Regions from separate parts of the Homo sapiens genome. Here region 1 is linked to region 2. The links are chromatin contacts, found by Hi-C in ENCODE. All regions are on one chromosome and are shown on one strand. Each heading gives the region's core, a stretch centred on a gene start or an enhancer-like site at or near the end of the contact. The rest is flanking DNA. Distances are from core to core; before and after follow the strand shown. Region 1 overlaps RREB1 (ras responsive element binding protein 1). Region 2 overlaps LINC03055 (long intergenic non-protein coding RNA 3055).

What was found. Hi-C counts contacts between places; a loop is a spot of excess contacts on that map. Pooled maps may share reads with other maps.
Region 1: a loop to region 2 is called in a map of left cardiac atrium, with 2.6 times the contacts of the local background. The contact joins two enhancer-like sites. A Hi-C loop is called at or near these places in 2 of 168 maps with a recorded cell type or tissue (left cardiac atrium and psoas muscle) and 3 of 50 pooled maps.

Annotation. Positions count from the first base shown.
Region 1 is chr6:7,215,602-7,219,959 of GRCh38, reverse strand. The region is part of intron 8 of RREB1 (ras responsive element binding protein 1); the gene reads right to left. Among named protein-coding and RNA genes, the nearest start is that of SSR1, 95 kb to the left of the region's middle. Within about 2 kb of position 2,424, at least 14 of the 41 ENCODE cell types and tissues checked have a DNase peak (open chromatin) inside an H3K27ac peak, as active enhancers do; they include psoas muscle, where a contact is called at or near this core.
Region 2 is chr6:6,892,605-6,896,796 of GRCh38, reverse strand. All of the region lies in intron 2 of LINC03055 (long intergenic non-protein coding RNA 3055), which reads right to left. Among named protein-coding and RNA genes, the nearest start is that of LINC03055, 9.0 kb to the right of the region's middle. Within about 2 kb of position 2,921, at least 7 of the 41 ENCODE cell types and tissues checked have a DNase peak (open chromatin) inside an H3K27ac peak, as active enhancers do; they include psoas muscle, where a contact is called at or near this core.

The DNA.
Region 1 (4,358 bases), core at 1,175-3,674, 320 kb before region 2:
TTATCCTCCATCCCTTCCTTCCTCCCTTAGTATCAACTGTAATGTCCCTGGCGGCACTGGGTAGGGTGAAGTAGAGAGAAGGGCTGGGGGTCCCAGTGGAGGAAGACGACTCCCAGGTCATAAGGTAAGCTCTTTCTACATGGCCCCTGGTATGTAAAGGCACAGATGGCAGGAAGGTGGCTGCCAACACCAGGGGCCGGGAACCACGATCACAGAGAGTCTCTGATATGTGCTTAGAGAAGTGCCTGTGGTTGTCAGTGACTACACAGGCACTGTCACAGCCCTTACTGTCCCTTTTCCAAAAATCAAACAGACAAGCCAAATCCCACAGCATACTGGCTCTGACCCTTGCTGGGCTGGAAAGGGCACAGCGCTAACATGGTCAGAGAAGTCTGACTCCCACACGAGCTGGTGAACTCCACGCTGTCCTGAAGTCACAGAGACCCAACCCGCCAGCCACTGCCTGACCACGTGCCTGAGTCACCAAAGGCAGGAGGTACATAGGGCGAGGGGTGGGACCAACCAGCTCCAACAGGTCAAGAAAATACACTCAGTTGCTAGCTGGGGTTTTGTCCTTTCAATCCTCAAGGGACTTTAATACAACAAATAATGTTCTTATTCACACTCAGATTCACTAAGTCTTAAGAAAACAAAAGTAAATTAAAATTTTATTTTATTTTTATTATTTTAGAAACAGCGTCTCACTCGGTCAGCCAGGAGGGAGTGCAGTGGTGCGATCTCAGCTCACTGCAACCTCTACTTCCCGGATTCATGCGATTCTCATGCCTCAGCCTCCCCAGTAGCTGGGATTACAGGCCTGAGACACCGTGCCTGGCTTTTTTTTTTTTTTTTTTTTTTTTTTTTTTTGTATTTTAGTAGAGATGGAGTTTCGCCGTGTTGGCCAGACGGGTCTCCAACTCCTCACCTCAAGCGATCCCCTTGCTTCGGCCTCCCAAAGTACTGAGATTACAGACATGAGCCACCGTGAGGCCCTAAAATTTTAAAAAGCATTGAATTAATGGCTGTCTGTGCTACACAGTCTGCCTATTTAGGCAGGGCACAGATATCTGTTCTTCTGACAGCAAATGTCCTTGGAAGAAGACAGGATATCCTTTTTTTTTTTTTTTTTTTTTTAAAGAAAGTTGCACAATTCTGAGCTGGGATAGAAATGCAGTGTGATAAATATGTAAATATGTTGTTATGGTATGGACATTCTCTAGAGGGAGTAATGGTAAAGAGGCAGCCAAAAATAGATCCAGCAGTTTTGATACCTCACAGCAGAGTTAAGGTACTTATCAGGAATAACTATCACTGTTAAAAGCATCAGCCCTGAAAAGGGAATCTGCAATCTGTAGCCAGTAACTGAGCCTAGTACCTAAAATGGGCAGGGTGCATGCCCAAAGGCAAATTTATCAGCAATGTGATTTACAGAAATGGAAAACAAGGACACCAAAAGTCTCTTTTTTTTTTTTAACTTCTTAACCTTGTGGCTAAACAGTTTTGGGATTAGCTCCCCCAGTGCTCACTAACAGTAGTATTTTATTCATCTGGCGACCTTAACTCTCCAGAATAAGATGAAAATCCCAAAGTCAACAAACAGGCCTTAACAGAGTGGCCCAGAGATGAGAAACCACTCAGGTGCTTCCTTGGGCTCTCTTCTCTGTCATGTAACTCCATCAAGTCTACCATTGTGACAGCTGAGGGACAGATATCTGACCTCCTCACAATCAGCAAGAAGGGTGAATTTTCTTTTTTTTAAACTATGCTAAGCATATTTTTGAAAGGCTGCATTGGCAAATTTCAAACATCAGGAAACTCACTTCCTTAGAACCCTAGGGTTCCCCCAACAATCTAAAGAAAGTGATGTGTTGTTCTGTTACATAAAGGTGTCGAGTTCCTTCACGTTTCTAAATATCTGCTTTTCACACAGTGGGATTAAGAAACGTGGGAAGCAAGACTCAAACCAAATTTAAAGAGCCACTCCATTTCCCAATCTTTACAAAAGCGAAAACTAGATAAAAACAGCTGTTTATAAGAGTAAAGGACAAATTGCTTTCATGTTCTCTGCCAAGTGAATCGCACCTGGAAGTTGACTCCTTTTCAATTCCATTGGAATGGGATAGCCATAGAGTGCCACAACACCTATAACTGTAAATGTTGGAAGGTTTAAAATATCTAAAAATTTTAATTTTATATAAAATTTTATATAAAAAATACATTCTAAATAATAGTATCAGAAGAAAAATTTCATTTAGTATTTGTTACACTCTGAGGATTGTGGATTATCTCCCTTCATCCTCACAACAGCCTTCAAATCTATTTTCCAGATAGGGAAACCAAGTCAGCACTTGCCCGAGGTCACAGAGCTGCCAGGCGGCAGGCTGGGACGGAGCCGGCTGGCTTCGTTCCACTCTGCCAGGCTGTGCGTTCAGAGGACAGCTATTTGCAGATGCCCTGGCTCCTTATGTGACCCACACATCCTTAATGCCTGGACGCTGGCTCAGCTGGGAGCATTTCCTAATGCTGACACTCCCTGCTCCCTGCAACCCTCATCAGAAGAACCTGCGAAATACCTGCCGAGAAGCTGCCACTCAGCTTGACCATTTCCTTCAGATACTGAATTCCTTCCTCATTATTGTGTTTTAATGGAGAGACTGGCATTCCTTCTCAAAAGGGATTTCATGCTTCATTTTTCCTGTTCTGTCTCCAGAGGCCAGAAGGAGTAAGTGCAAACAACCTCTCCTCTAGAGTCCCAACCAACTCACACATTCTTCTCTCCTCAGCCCACCCTCCCCTGCCCATCTCGGGGCAGAGAACTGACATCCGACAGCTGCACTAATCTCTCCCAGTTGCTGCGAGCAACAGTGATGGCCCTGTGACAGGGCCCTGGCCAGGCAGCCGTCCCTCCCCATGACCCAGGAACCCGCCCAGGCTGCACACAGCAACCCAATGCCCCGCTCTGACTGTTCAACCAAACCAGCGTGGCGTGAAGCACTGGGCAGAGTCTGAGGGACTTCACAAAGGGTGTGTAGTGGCTACCGAAGCTGGGTGGGCCACTCCTTGCTCTGGGCCTTGGGTGGGGGACAGGGTAGTCCTGACCAAGGCTTCTGTACCTGTCAGGTGAGGGGTGGGGGCAGTCTTCCCCTCCTTGAGGGACCTCTGTTCATAGCCCCCGGAAGTGTTTAAAATCTGTTTCTGCCTGCCCAAGCCTCAGACTCACAGACTCTTCAACAGAAGATGCTGACAAATATTTTATCTTTTCCCTGTTTTTAGGATGACATTTGACAAGGGTGGGATCAATCCCGGGTACATGAGGAGTCTTGGGGTCTCTGTAGGTGGTAGGCGTGTGGTGAAGGGAGATAAACATTCCTTGGAACAGTGGAGAATGCAGGAAAAAGAAGGCATTTCCCTTTGGTGGCCCCACTACTAAGATACAGGAAGGGGGTGGTCTCAGCTGCCCTCACTACTCATGGAGCCGAGGTTCCTGTCAGAGCCCCCTTGGGCTCCCTATGTACCAATTCCCAACAGAGATTTAATGTCATCACCTTGAACTCAGAGATGACCAGGGTCAATGAAGTACCAGACCCGGTTGGGCCCTGACCCAGAGGAAATTAAGTGAAGCACCACAGCCTCTGATGTAAAATCCCAAGGAGAAGTTTTGCATCCACCAGATCCCTCTGCCTGCCTGGAATCTGAGGGAAATGTGCCCTCCTGGGCCCTGAACTCACCCCTGAACTTTGTTTTATAACCAACCAGCTTGTTTTGTGCCTAGCCCGTACCCTGTCTCAAACATCACTCTTTCCTTCAAGCCTGGGCAAGTGCCTGGCACACAGTACAAACTCAATCATTTGCTGGGTACATTTTAACTGAAATGATGTTAACGTTACTTATTACCCGAACTCCTTTCATCAGGGGGCCATCTAAGATTACACAATAACTTTGGCCGAGTTTCACCCTCAGCAGTGGCTGTGCCAACAGGGTGACCATCCAGCTGCCGCCCTTGGGCCTTCTTCACACACAAGACATGGCTCCGCGTCAAAGCTGCAGCCCTCCCTGCCGTAGGTGGCTCATCTGAAACCTCTCTGTGGGCTGTTAAGCACCTGAAATGTGGCTGGTGTGGTGCAGCCAAGACGGGCTGGGGTCACGTCACACACACCAGATTTCAAAGAGTCAGTACATGGAAGCAAGAATGTGAACCACATCACTCACCATTTTTCTATTGATTATGTGTTGACATTATATTTTGATGATACTGGTATACTCGATGAAGCATTATTCATTTTGTCTCTTTCTTTTTACTTTTTAAAACATGACTACTAGGGCCAGGCAGGGTGGCTCACGCCTACAATCCCAGCACT
Region 2 (4,192 bases), core at 1,672-4,171:
ATTAATACCCAGACTATTGCTCCTGTGTTCCCTACTGCAAAAGAAAACCAAAAACAAACAAACAAAAAAAAAACAGAAAAAACCAACAAGCCAATAGAGAAAGGACAGAGGATCTGAATGAGTAATTAGAGAAAGGGAAATAAAATGGCTGATAATCTTATGGAGAAATGTTTAACCTCAAGCAGTCTTCAGATAAAACCAAGTTTAGAGAATGAGATAGCCTCAATATATTGGTAAAGACGTGAAAGACTGGTAATTGCCAGTATTGGTGAGAAGGTTAAAATAAGCACTTTCTTTTTTTGTTGTTTAATTTAATTTTTTAAACTTTTATTTTAGGTTCTGGGGTACATGTGAGGGTTTGTTACATAGTAAACAAATGTCAGGAATGTTTGTTGTATAGATGATTTCATCACCTGGGTATTAAGCCCAGTATCCCATAGTTATCTTTTCTGCTTCTCTCCCTCCTCTTACTCTCCCCCATCAAGGAGACCCCATTGTCTGTTGTTTCCTTCTGTGTGTTCATAAGTTCTTATCATTTGGCTCCCATTTATAAGTGAGAACATGCAGTATTTGGTTTTCTGATCCTGCATTAGTTTGCTGAGGATAACAGCCTCCAGCTCCATCCGTGTTCCCGCAAAATACATGATCTCATTCTTTTCATGGCTGCATAGTATTCCATGGTGTATGTGTATCACCTTTTCTTTATCCAATCTGTCATTGATGGGCATTTGTGTTGATTCCATGTAAAATAAGCATGTTCATTGTGAGGGGCAGTAATGTAAATTGATACAGACTTTTTGGAGGCCAACTTCTTAGCTGAATCTCGTGACAGTGCTAATTTAATATTGTTGGTAATGGTAAACTATTGGCAATAATGTAAGTGGCCATCAACAGGGGAATGGCTAAATAAATTGTAGTATGTCCATAACTTAAAATATAGCCATACAGCCTTTTCTCTTTTCTCCTTACATTTCCTGTGACAGGCATTTTTAAAAAATGTATGTATTTATTATTATTATTATTATTTTTAGACACAAGTTCCCACTCTGTTGCCCATGCTGGAGTGCAGTGGTGTGGTCATGGCTCACTGCAACCTCAAACCCCTAGGCTCAAGCAATCCTCCCGTCTTAGCCTCGTGAGTAGCTGGGACTGTAGGCATGCACAACCATACCTGGTAAATTTTTTTTATTTTTTGTAAAGATAGGGTCTCTCTATGTTGACCAGGCTGGTCTCAAACTCCTGGCGTCAATCCTCCAGCCCCAGCCTCCCAAGGCACTGAGCCACTGTACCTGGCTGCCATGCAGCCTTAAAAAGAATGTAGTCTATTTATTGATTTGAAATCATCTCTGAAAAATATTGTTTATTAATAAAAGGAAGTTTTATTAACAGTACTTGTAATTTTTTTTAAATCCAAAACATATTTCTGCATGTAAATGTGTAGGTATATATATGCATATAGAAAGGCATGGAAGACACACACCTAGCTGCCAATGTTTATTAACTCTGAGGAGGAGCGTGGACTAGGAGATGGGGGGGGTGTGGGGCATAAAGGTTTAGTTCATTATTCTTCAGTGTTTATTTTTTTTCTGGAGACAGGGTCTTGCTCTGTCACCTAGGCTGGAGTGCAGTGGTGCAAATTCAGTTCACTGCAACTTCCGCCTCACGGGTTTAAGCAATCCTCCAGCCTCAACCTCCCGAGTAGCTGAGACCACAGGTGCACGCCACCACACCAGGCTAATTTTTGTATTTTATTGTAGAGATGGGGTTTTTCCATGTTGCCCAGGCTGGTCTCAAACTCCTGGGCTCATGCGAACCACCCGCCTCGGTGTCTCAAAGTGCTGGGATTATAGGCGTGAGTCACTGTGCCCGGCCCAGTGTTGATTGCTTTAATCCAATGTGTCACTATATTGCTTGTGCGGTTTAAAAATAAAAAAAATTGTACTGCAGCAAATCGATTTGGTTATTCTGTAGTAGTCACATCGTAACAAGTTCCTTATGGGCCAGCAGTGTATAACTCTGGCTGAAAAAAAGAAACAAGTGGAATTTGGGCTGGGCGCAGTGGCTCACGCCTAGAATCCCAGTATTTTCGGAGGCCAAGGTGGGTGGATCACCCGAGGTCAGGAGTTTGAGATCAGCCTGGCCAACATGGCAAAACTCCATCTCTACTAAAAATGCAAAAATTAGCTGGGCGTGTGGCGGGCGCTTGTAATCCCAGCTACTCAGGAAGCTGAGGCAGGGGAGTTGCTTGAACCCGGGATGTGGAGGTTGCAGTGAGCGGAGAGTGCGCCACTGCACTCCAGCCTGGGCGACAGAGAGAGACTCCATCTCAAACAAACAAACAAAAAACAAGTGGAATTTTAAAACAACTACATGGGAGAAAAAAGTAGGATTTTCATGAAATCCTCCCATTTTTGCACAGCACCGAGCTGTCTGGTTTTCTGTGTCTAGAGCTTCCTAATGAAAGAGAGATAAACACATATTGAAATCAAGGGGGAGATCAAGGATGATTAAAGAGGAAGAAATGAAGATATATCACGAGGATACCACAGTAATTCCAGGGATTGAGGAAGCCAGAGTACATAACGAAGAGACGTTATGCACCCTTAGTGACGTGGGAATGAAGGTATCACTAAACAGCTGCTCAAGAAAGACCAGAAGTTCTCAAAGTGTGGTCCTGGACCAGAGGCATCACCATCACCAGAAAACTTTCTAAAAATGCAAGTTCGCAGACCCCGACCCACACCTGCTGAATCAGAAACGTGGGGGTGGGGCCCAGCAAGGCTTTAGCAAACCTTCCGGGGGATTCGGATGTGCATTCAAGCTTGAGAAACATGACTGTAGACCAGCGCTTCCCAGCACTGACTACGTACGAGTCACCCGGGAGCGTGTTAAGCAGCGCGCTCTGATTCAGCAGGAGAGGCCAAGATGCTGCCGTTCTCACCAACGCCCAGGTGAGGCTGATGCTGCCGCTTCTCAGGCCACACGTTGAATCACTTTTGAAGGAAGGTTGAGTGAGCATTCGGTGACTGCAGGGCTTCGTAAGGAAATAGTCAAGGAAAACACAAATAGCAGCATCAGTTTATCTCCATCGATATTTTAAAGGATCGGAGCAAGAAAAATGCTGCTTTTAGTGGTTTGTTGCCTGGTGTTCCACGGATGTTTCACCAACAGCAATGCCTTTGCATATCTATTACATGCTTCCTGAAAGCCCCAAGCATGACCTGTGAAGCACTCCTCTCTGCAGACGCAGAGGCTGACGCTGGCCCATAGAGCTATTTGCCTTCCAAGGTCACAGAAACCTTGGACGGATCGGGCTGGCAAAGGTCTCCTGACTACCCGGCTGGAGCTCTTTCTGCAGGCCGCTTAAGGCTGTCCTAGTCAAGCCACAGTGGGAAGTAGTGACAGAGAGCATGAGATTGACATTGCTGTGCCTCAGTCGTAAAAACCGGACCAGCTCAGTCTCCAGGCTCACTGGTGAATAATAGGAACCTTTATCATCCTTTCCGTCAGAAAGCATTTATTTAAAACCCCTTGGCTAACTCACAGGGTGAGCTGGCCTGTCACACACCATCACATGGTGTGGAAACTGGCAATTAAATTTAGCAACCCACCTCGGCAAACTCAGACTGAGATGTTTACTGGCCAGCCCAGCCCAGGGGGAGCCAGGGGCTTTCATTCCTAAATCAAGAGGTTTCCAGAAAAAGTGAAACACGGCTTGGGTGGGTTATGCTGAATTATGAGCACCTGTCCCCATCAATAACTTGGCGTCCTCAAAATGCTACTGCAGGACTCTGAGGTCCAAGAATGCCTGTCCTGTACACAGCTGAGGGACGGCTATTGGCCTCACTTGCAGGGCTGCCGCTCAGAGAGGGGGAGATGCCGAAAGGGAAGCGCTTGCTTGCTCCAAGGACAGCTTGTTTGTTTACTGACTCTGGGGACAGAGAGAGACAACATTAATCAAAGAATAGATGTCATTTCCCCTCCACACCCTGAGAAGAGTGCTGCAACTGTGGCCCGTGGTTTATCTGTAACAATGTAGGTGAGCCACTTCAGTGCATTTCCATGATGGCAAACAGCAAGGTGGGCATCCTGAGGAGTGAGTTTCCCGGTTTACAGGGGGCAATCAGAATTATGGCCTGGATGCAGTGATACAGCAATGCCTGTAGTCCAGGAAGCTGTTCTGTTATAAAGG